2 separate regions of the Homo sapiens genome follow, and region 1 is linked to region 2. Evidence: chromatin loops called from intact Hi-C (ENCODE). Cell type or tissue: tibial artery. All regions are shown on one strand.

Region 1 (5,000 bases), 370 kb before region 2:
TTACTGAATATTGGATCTTCCCCAGGAGGTTCAATTACCACTCATTATTTTCTGTTCTATTAATGATACTATAGAAGAGAAAATAGTTTATGTTCCTGAGACAAGATCTGGGAAGAGCATTGGAGTAGGAGAAATGAGAATTGGTTTAGGCTTTGCTATCAGCTGGGTAACCTGGAGGAAGGCGACCCCTCTGGGACTCATTTTTTGCATCTATAAACTGAAGCTTTTGAGCTAAATTACTCCTAGTTTTTAGCTCTAAATTTGTAAGATTTTGTGATTCTCAGCTATAGAGGTATAACTTCCTAATCTGTCAAAGAGGAATTGGAGACTTACTACTCCCTAGAAGTGTGAATGACTAAATTCCAGTGGTGCGAGTGGCTGAGTGAGAAGGAAAACTGATCTTACTTAGTTTCTATGGAAGAAAATGTGAATTAAGTGCCATGAGTAACTGGCAGCATCCCTTTTGAGCCCAAGATTTTCTTTCCCCTATCATTGCTGAGCCTGCTGGAGCATATAATTCCTATCCATTACCATCCTCCTTTTCTTTCTTAAAAAAAGTATTTTTGGCTGGGCGCGGTGGCTCACACCTGGAATCCCAGCACTTTGGGAGGCCAAGGCGGGCAGATCACGCAGTCAGGAGATTGAGACCATCCTGGCCAACAAGGGTGAAACCCCCTCTCTACTAAAAATACAAAAAATCAGCTGGGCATGGTGGCATGCGCCTGTAGTCCCAGCTACCTGGAAGGCTGAGGAAGGAGAATCGCTTGAACCCGGGAGGCAGAGGTTGCAGTGAGACGAGATGGCACCACTGCACTCCAGCCTGGGCGACAGAGCGAGACTCCGTCTCCAAAAAAAAAAACAAAAAACAAACAAAAAAAAACTTACAGTTTGTTCACTGTAAGATAGTGGCGAGTACTAAATTCCCTGAAGAATATAAACTATGATTGCTCCTTATTGGGCATCCCTGTATGCCTGTCAGTAGGCTGAGTAGTTTACATAGATTATACAGAGTAATCCTAGAATCCCTGTGAGGCAGGTATTGGTATCCTAATTTTGCAGATGGGGAAAAGACTCTCTGAGGCTAAGTAACTTGCCTAAGGCATTATAGCCTGTAAGTGGCAGAGCTAGGATTTGAGCTTACGTTTGTGGAACTCATTTGAAGGTAAGATAGATTGTGGACCTCATTTTCTTTCCAAAATGTAGTATCTTTTCAGGGCTTGAGAAGCCTGCAGCCCTGTCTGGTTATGTAATATGGAGGCAGCGAGGGAATATAAGCGGTACTAGGAAGGCCTGCAGAATGACTTGTTTCTTGTTCATCCTGGCAGTCTCTGTGCACTTTTATGTCTGGTAGGTCAACGTGCAGTTACAATCTGGAGAAGCGGTGACAACTATTTTAGTTTTTCCCAGAGCACTTTTCTTTAAATGTTACTGTTCTCCGTGCCTTCTGGGGTACATTTTAAGTGGTAATGTCAACAGTGTCGATTTATGGGAGGTGCTGTGTGTCTATTAATAACTGCAGTGGATTAATGGGAGTTGTGCAGTTGTGCTTTCCCTCACTTCTTGAGTGCTACAGCCTATCTGGCTTATTCCTCACTTCTACTCTTCTTAACCATTCTTTCTTTTTTTTTAATTTTTTTATTTTGAGACAGAGTTTTGCTCTGTCACCCAGGCTGGAGTGCAGTGGCGCGATCTCAGCACTGCAACCTCTGCCTCCCGGGTTCAGGCGATTCTCCTGCCTCAGTCTCCCGAGTAGCTGGGACTACAGGCGCGCACCCCCACGCCCGGCTAATTTTTTGTATTTTAGTAGAGATGGGGTTTCACTGTGTTGCCCAGGCTGGTCGCAAACTCCTGAGCTCAGGCAGTCCACCTGCCTCGGCCTCCCAAAGTGCTGGGATTACAGGCATGAGACACCGCGCTCGGCCCACCTTTCTTTATCATGTCATAGTTATTTTTTGAGGACAAGGCACTGGAAGTTTAGAGCTGTCGCCTGTGTAGGACACAGCCTGACTCTTCCCAGCACAGAGTTTTGATTACTTAGGGATCTTTACTTCAAATGCCTACTTCCTGATACTATTTTAGTTAAATATCAAAAAGAGACATTTTAGGACTAGCTCTTAGAAAACAGGTTTAAGGGTTAATGTGCTGCCTCTAGCAGGGTGATGAGGGTTTGGTCACAGCTGTTTAAGCTGTATTAGCCGAGATGTAGGAGACACTTTAGTGTGTTCCCTTGGCTTTTCTGGAAGCCTGGCACACAGTCTCATAGCATGAGTAAAGATTTCTTTCAGGGAAAAGAACATTTAAGCAAGTTTTTTTTCTAACATTAACTGGTATCATGTTAGCTACTATTGTTTTTGTTTTCTGGGGTGTTCTTTAGAATACTAAACCTGTGGCATTTTGCACCAAAGAGGGATTCATAGTCAAATGTACTAGCTAACACTTATACAGCTTAGTGTTTGCTGAGTACTCTTCTGAATGCTTTGTGTGTGTTGATTTGTTTATTCATCTCAACAACTGTATGATATTAGATATTGTTATTCCCATTTTTCAGATGGGGAAGCTAAGACATAGGAGATAAAGTAATTGCTAAAGGTCACCACCCAGCCAGTTAATTGTAGAGCTGGAATTTAAACCCAGGAACTTTGCTCCAGAGTCTGTACTTCTGTAGAGCCTCATTAAGTTTAATGAGGCTTGAGTAAATAAAATGTTTTTTTTTGTTTTGTTTTTTCTTTTTTTTTCTTTGAGACAGGGTCTTACTCTGTTTTCTAGGCTGGCGTGCGGTGGTACGATCACAGCTCACTATGGCCTTGACTTCCTAGGCTCAGGTGATCCTCCCACCTCAGCCTCCCACTTCAGCCTCCCGGGTAGCTGGGACTACAGGCATGTGCCACTGGACCTGGCTAATTTTTTGTAGAGACAGGGTTTCCCAAATACCTTCACCCAGTTGCCCAGGCTGGTCTTGAACTTCTGGGCTCAAGTGATCTGCCTGCCTTGGCCTCTCAAAGTGCTGGGATTATAGGCGTTAGCCACCATACCTGGCCTAAAATGTTTTTCTTTATGGCAAAACTTAGTGCCATGAAAATTCATTGTCACCATTTCCCAAATCTGTTTGATGAGGGCATTTTTTTTTCTCTTGGGGTTAGCATTCTGTGGAGAAGCATTTGGTGAAATGCTTATCCCATTTCCTGCCTCTGGCAGGTGGGGAAAACAAGTGCCCAGAAAGACACATTTCAGAGTCCTAGTATTATCCAGTCCGAGGCTAGAACCCAGGATGGCTGGTCTGTCTAGTGGTCTTTCCACTGTGTTTCCTCAGAGCCATTTGTTTGTAAAAAAGATATGACACCATGTTTAAATGGGTTAAGGAGCTTAATATGTCATAGAAATGTCCTGTAAGGTGACCTCACCAATGAAGATTAAGGACTTTTGTGACCTGGAGGATAGGATACTTAGTGAGCAAGTTTTAACTGTTGGGGAAGAGAAGAATTCAATGGGCTGTTGGTGGTTCTGAGATGTAGGGGCCAAGTACAAAGACTAGGGTGAGACCTCTAGGAGCTAAAGGCAGCCTGAGGCTGCCATAAATTAAGTTAAACCATTGTTAGGATTGATGTGGTTGCTAATCTTGAATGTATGCGGCATACTTATTCAAGGGCTTTGCCAGTGTTGTTTCATTTCTCTCTCATATCAGTGATGCATCAGCACTCAAACATTGATAATATTTCACATTTAAGATTGTTTTATAGTGAGAATTTCTAAAAGAGATTCTACATGGTACTTGAATGTCTGCGTGAATTCTAGCCTAATTGTGTGGGTCGCTTCTCACGGCATCCTCTTTCATAGATGAGGGATTTGGAGTGATGGCTCAGTATTTTGTCCTTTTTTCGTTTTTCCTGTTCTCTCTAGGAATCTTGCCTCCACACCACGAGTCCCATGCCAAGGTGATGATGTATCGTAAGGAGCAGTACTTGGATGTCCTTCATGCCCTGAAAGTCGTTCGCTTTGTTAGTGATGCCACACCTCAGGCTGAAGTCTATCTCCGCATGTATCAGCTGGAGTCTGGGAAGTTACCTCGAAGTCCCTCTTTTCCACTGGTTAGTGGTCACTTTTGTCTGACACTAAGCTCAACTCTAGACCGTCCCATCTTGCCGGCCTTTGATTACATCATGTTTTGCCTTAAAAACTTTTGGTGGCTCCCTGTTGTTATTAGAATAAAAGTGACACATCTTTACTTGGCATTCATGGCCATGCACATTCTGACCCAACCTTCTTACTTTTTGTTTTTTTAAAATACGTTTTATTTTGAAGTAATTTCAAACTTCCAGAAAAGTTGCAAGAATACTACCAAGAATTTGCATATACCCTTTACCCAGATTCTCCAGTTGTTAACATTATGCAACTTTTTTCTACATCCAACATTATTTAAAAAGTTAAAAAATAAAAAATTGTAGGTGCTAAGTAGCTTTAAGCATCTGTTTTGCTTTGTGTGCATCTGTTTTGCTTTGTTGTTTTAAAACGTATTTTTTTAAACACATTTTTTTTTTCCTAAATCATTTGAGAGTAAGATGCAGACAGGATTCCCTATTACCTCAGATTCCTTCAGTGTACACTTCCTAAAGACAGGACACCCCTGTAGATAGCCATAGTACAGTCCTCAAAACTAAGACATTAACATTGATACAATATTAACGTAATCTACCAGCTCCATTTGAATTTCACCAATAATGCCTTCACAAATAATCAAACGGTCAAAGTTCTGGGTGAGGACTGGATCCTGGTTTAGGCATTGCACTGGGTTATCATATTGCTTTAGTCTCCTTTGACTTGGGACAGTTCTGTCTTTTTTTATCTTTCATGCCTTTGACATTTTTGAAGGGCATAATCAGATGCTTTGAAGAAAGCCCCTCCCTTTAGGTTTGTCTGGTGTTTCCTCCTGATTAGATTCAGGTTATTCATTTTTGGCAGGGATACCAAGTAGGTGATGCTGTGTCCTTCTCAGTGTCTCTTAT
Region 2 (5,000 bases):
TGGAAGGCAATGCACTCAAAACCAAAACTATTTTGAGCATCTTGTTATCTTCTGTGATTTGGGAGGCACTAAAGAGCCTTGTAGTACCTGGAGGTCATCCTCATGAATCTCAGTCCTCATGATATTATTGAAGTGTAGAAAGGTAGGTTTCCAGCAAGTTTCAACAGATGGAAATCCAGATAAAAGGAACTCACTCTGCTGATATTAATTATTTAAGCAGTGTTTTCTCGAGGGACTGCCATGGCCTTAAAAAGGGGCTCTATGAGCTGTTCTTTTATATTATGAATATTTGTAATACTATAGCATCTACATTTCAAGTGTGGGCTTTAGTGAAAAACTTTGTTATGCTTTTTTAGCTTTGTTGTTTAGTTTTGTTTGTTGAGCATCAGAAGAGATGGGAGTGATAGGGCCACAGTAGAGAAAAGACTAAAAATTCATGATCCACAGTCTTTTTGCTTCCCAAATATGGACCATGGTTTTGAAGATTTAAGAACCACAGATTTAAGATCATTTTTTAATTCCGATATACAAATATCCTCTTAAAAGATAATTGTACCACTTTAAAGAGTTGTTTCTGTTTTCTTTTCTTTTTTTTTTCTTTTCTTTTTTTTTTTTTTTTTTTGAGATAAAGTCTCACTCTATCACCCAGGCAAGAGGGCAGTGGTGAGATCTGGGCTCACTGCAGCCTCCGCCTCCTGGGTTCAAGCTATTCTCATGCCACAGGCTCCCCAGTAGCTGGGACTACAGGTGTGTGCCACCACACCCAGCTAATTTTTGTATTTTTAGTAGAGACAGGGTTTCACCATGTTGGCCAGGCTGGTCTTGAACTCCTGACCTCAAGTGATCCACCTGCCTTGGTCTCCCACAGTGCTGGGATTATAGGCGTGAGCCACCGTGCCCGACCCCTCTTTAAAGAGTTGTTTCTATCAGATACATTCAACTCATATAATTTGCCCAAACTGAGAGAAGGGCAGAAAAAGAAGGAAAGGCAGTGAAAACTTGAATGCCTCTTTGTAGATATTATTCTAAGGACACTTTCCTTTTGGTTCTAACATCACCATATTTTGTTTAGAGCAGCTCATGGGGCCAAACAATAAAAAAGAAATAACAATTAGAAATGAACTCTTTCAAACTAACATCTTGTTTATTTCTCAGGCTCTTTAGAAGTCAGTGTTAAAAGAATCCATGTAGCATTTCTTATTCATGCTGAGTGAGCTGTTATCAGTTCCCGTATTGATTTCTATCTCCACGCAGCAAGCCTCAAAATGCCACTGCCCCAAGCTGGAATCCCACCAAGCCTATCCCTTATGTTTCCGTTTATTTTCCAAGTCGTCTTTCCTTTTTCTTCAGCCACAAATTCTCCCTGAACCCACTTTCCCCAAAATAACAGCTGCGGATTCAATTTTTCCTTTCCTGTCTCTTTAAGTCAGAAACTTCCTGAGGTTCCTAAGAGCTGCCTGCCTCAGCAGGCACCAGGACTCCCAGCAAGTCTCCATTGCAGTGAGATTTGCAAGTGAATCTCCTTTGAAAATCATCACCAGTTTTGTATCCATCTCTTCTGACTTTGAGGCATCTACACTAACACCGTGGGCTCCAGCCTATCCTATGAACCCGGCCCGAGGATTTCAAAACCAAATCTATTGATATTGGCAGCTCCATCAAAGGAAAATTCTCTAAACCGAACAAAGCATAAAACCAATACAAAATCCATCTAACAAATAAACAAAAGGCAATAACATGATTTCAGACGCCAATGCCTACCTTAAAGGCTGCCCAAAGCTCTTTGCTCCCACATGCATCCGCCTCTCTGGGTCTGTTTCCTGGCTTTCCAATAGCTGTGCTTTCTTAAATTGAGCAACAGTCTCCTCAAGTGTCGGGCTCTGAAAATACACATGCTACACACGCCCATGCAGCCTCTCGGTGCCAGGCAGCCCCTTCGCCTTCCTTCCCGGCCGTGCCAATTCCCTGGCCGCTGACCAGCTCCCACGTGGGATGGAATGGAGAAGGGGAGGGTGTCAACCAAAGTCGGGGGATGGATTCAACTCACCGTGGACTAGGTGGCCACCCATCTGGCATGAAGGGTCCATTTTATCCCTTTTCTAACCTAAAACCGCCTCCACGATGGTCTCTCCAGCCTCACTCAGAGCCCAGAACAGTTGGCAGGCACACCAACCCCTCCTGGGTGTGACCTGCGGGTACTCAGACGTCTCTAAAGTGGCAGCCTCCAGCCGGTGGGGCACAGACTGCCTCTTACCTTCACAGAGCCCCAGTCCTTAGAAGCCCAGCTGGCGTCTCCAAGGAGTCCTGCGTTTTACTTGACATTGGAGGCAACCGGTTGCAGAAACAGGGAACATTTCAAAATGAAACAGAAAGTAACCCGGGGATCCAAACCAGACCCCCGACCTGCCTCGGCCGTCCCCAATCTCTGGGAGTCTTCTGACTCAGCAAGCCTGTACAGCTGTTTCAGCCTGGAGAGGATTCAGAGGAAATGCAGCTTGGAAGTCTGGAACTCACAGCCTGGGCTTTTTTTTTTTTTTTTTTTTGAGTATTTGTTGAGCTTTTTAACATGCAGTTTGTCTCCTTCTGCAGGGAATTACTCAGTGATCCCGTCACCTGACTCAGGGCAGTTCCATTATATAATTCTAACTGCTATTAGATCGCTGATCGGAAAACCACACTTGCCTCCCCTTTCCCCCACCCCCCAGCATCATCCACCCCACCCCGCCCCCTAGGAAGGGAAGAGGGAGGAAGACCTCAAAACGCGACACAATGACAATTAACTTTCCTTGAACCTTCCCTGGAAGGACTGCATTTTTGCAATGCACTTTAGTTCCCTTCGGTTCAATTCTTGAGTAGAGGACCTCCCAAATGCCCATGAGGAGTGAGTGGGAATTTCTCAGGATGGGACGGTAGCAGCTTTCCTGATTTTCTTTTAGGATGGTTCTCTGTAGGTGGGATAAGGCGCTGAATGGATTTTCAAATGATCAAGTGCGTCGTCAGTTGAAAAGCTTCAGGTAGATTTATAAAACATGTGCAAATAAAACCTAAAACCGAGAATCTTCTATTATTTTTTGCCACATTTCCGTGAAATGCCAAAGGGGTGGCTTGGGTTGAGGGGTCTTGAGCCAAAACCCCTGCCCTGACCTCGATCCTCATAAACCCTCTCCAGCCACCTCAAATAAGCATAATGCCCAAGGGACAACATCTTGCTTTGCTAGGCAAACATTTCTGAAAGGGCAAGCTCCCAGTCTCCACTTTCAACCATATTGCAACCCCTCAGGCCACTCTAGATAGACATTTTGAAGCCACGCCTGTCCTAGGTGAAGGTAATAGTAATAATTCCTCAATGCCCCCAGTCCCTGTCTTAGCATCTGTTATCTCTGTCCAGATGATACCCACTAAGGAGCAAGCATGTTCAAACAGAATCGACCCATGAGTGGAACTTAAGTGGCAATCAATGAGGGTAACACCTAAAGCATCACACAATACGACGATCAAGTTAAAAAACACTCCAGCCCATTTGCTTTTTCCATGTCAAAGCGCAGATGAACTATCTGCATAGCTCTCGGCTCCCAATCTTCTCCCAGCCAGCGGAGGCTTGTTGCTGAATACAGGAAAAGAACTATTTATGTTGATGAGAACAAATGCTAATGTTGGTCAGCCTTGTATGGGTTTTTCTAGTCTCACTCCTTTTCTCTCTCCTGGATCTTCCCAGCCCATAATCACCAGAGGAAACTACTTTCTCCCTCCTGCCTTCCTCCACTATTGTAAGTAATGTTAGATACTATTTTCATGTTAAAATATGTGACATTAGACAGATACAGTACCCTAAGAATCACTTTCAAAACACTTTGTAACTATCTATCCACATACCCCCCTGAGGTCAGCATGGGGTAATGACTGTTCTTATGGAGACCCAGAGAAGCCAGTGTCATAGGCGGGAGTTAGAAGACGGGTCTCCTACTCTTGGTGTTCCGCTTTGCAGAGGAAAACCCAGATAGACATGAGAAAAATATTAATGTGTAAACCTGAAAACCTGAATGACAGATTGATGTCTGTTTATGTCTCTCCCTCCAGGTGTAGTAAATACAAGCTATTGTGGCCGTTGCTACAGTAACTTCTTTCTTAATAAGAATAAAGACACATAGGAAGGTGTTAGAAAACATCAGGTGGTGAGACATTCATCAGTAATGGGAGGAGGATGCAGTAATAAAAAATATACCCTTGGCCTGTACATAGTCCTTAAATACTGGCACTGCAAATCTCAAATTTCTTAGACCAGCACTGTTCAATAGAAATATAATGTGGGGCCAGGCATGGTGGCTCAATCCTGTAATCCCAGTGCTTTGGGAGGCCAGGCGAGAATAGGAGTTTGAGACCAGTCTGGGCAACATAGCAAGACCCCGTTGCTATAAAAAATTTTTTTTAAAATTAAAAAATTAGCTGGTTGTGTGCACCTGTAATTCCAGCTACTGGGGAGGTTGAGGTGGGAGGATCCCTTGAGCCCAGGAGGTCAAAGCTACGGTGAGCCACGACTGTACTACTGCACTCCAGCCTGGGCAACAAAGCAAGATGCTATCTCTCTCAAAAAAAAAAAAAAAAAAAAGAGGAAATACAATGTGAGCCATAGATGTAATTTTCAATTTTCTAGTAGTCATATTAAAATTTTTTAAGGGAAATTATTTTTGTAATATATCTTATTTAATCCCATATACCCAAAACATTATTTCAATATGTAATCAATATAAAAATTAATGAAATATTATGTATTCTTTTCATACTGAATATCTGAATATTGGTAAGTGTTTTATACCCTCATCACATCTCAAATAAGACTAGCCACATTTCAAGTGCCCAGTAGCCACATGTGGTTAGTGGTTATCACATTAGATGGCCAAGCCCTGGATTATATATGGCCATTTTGAGGTTAGAATTTATTTTAGGGGAACAAATTTGTCTATCCCTACTTGCACATTTTAGAAAAATAAATTATATTAATT

The links. A loop is a pair of places that touch in the nucleus more often than their neighbours do. Peaks named below come from ENCODE experiments on the same cell type or tissue, not always from the same donor. Only the 100,000 strongest peaks of a DNase experiment are listed, where the experiment ranks them.
Region 1: it touches region 2 in a loop (4-fold over the local background); 14 of 110 quality-filtered maps call a loop at or near these places.

The regions. Positions count from the first base shown.
Region 1 is chr6:13,319,993-13,324,992 of GRCh38, reverse strand. TBC1D7-LOC100130357 (TBC1D7-LOC100130357 readthrough) reads left to right here. Exons shown (of 9, transcript NM_001318809.2): 4 at 3,898-4,085. TBC1D7 (TBC1 domain family member 7) reads left to right here. Exons shown (of 8, transcript NM_016495.6): 4 at 3,898-4,085. Among named protein-coding and RNA genes, the nearest start is that of TBC1D7, 6.0 kb to the left of the region's middle. In tibial artery, no CTCF peak of the experiment used is centred here; no DNase peak of the experiment used is centred here.
Region 2 is chr6:12,954,799-12,959,798 of GRCh38, reverse strand. The region is part of intron 4 of PHACTR1 (phosphatase and actin regulator 1); the gene reads right to left. LOC124901262 (a long non-coding RNA gene) reads left to right here. Exons shown (of 2, transcript XR_007059459.1): 2 at 1-989. Among named protein-coding and RNA genes, the nearest start is that of PHACTR1, 240 kb to the right of the region's middle. RefSeq lists an enhancer at 3,237-4,028. In tibial artery, no CTCF peak of the experiment used is centred here; DNase peaks (open chromatin) are centred at 1,958 and 2,128; H3K4me3 peaks cover 3,018 bases; H3K27ac peaks cover 3,108 bases.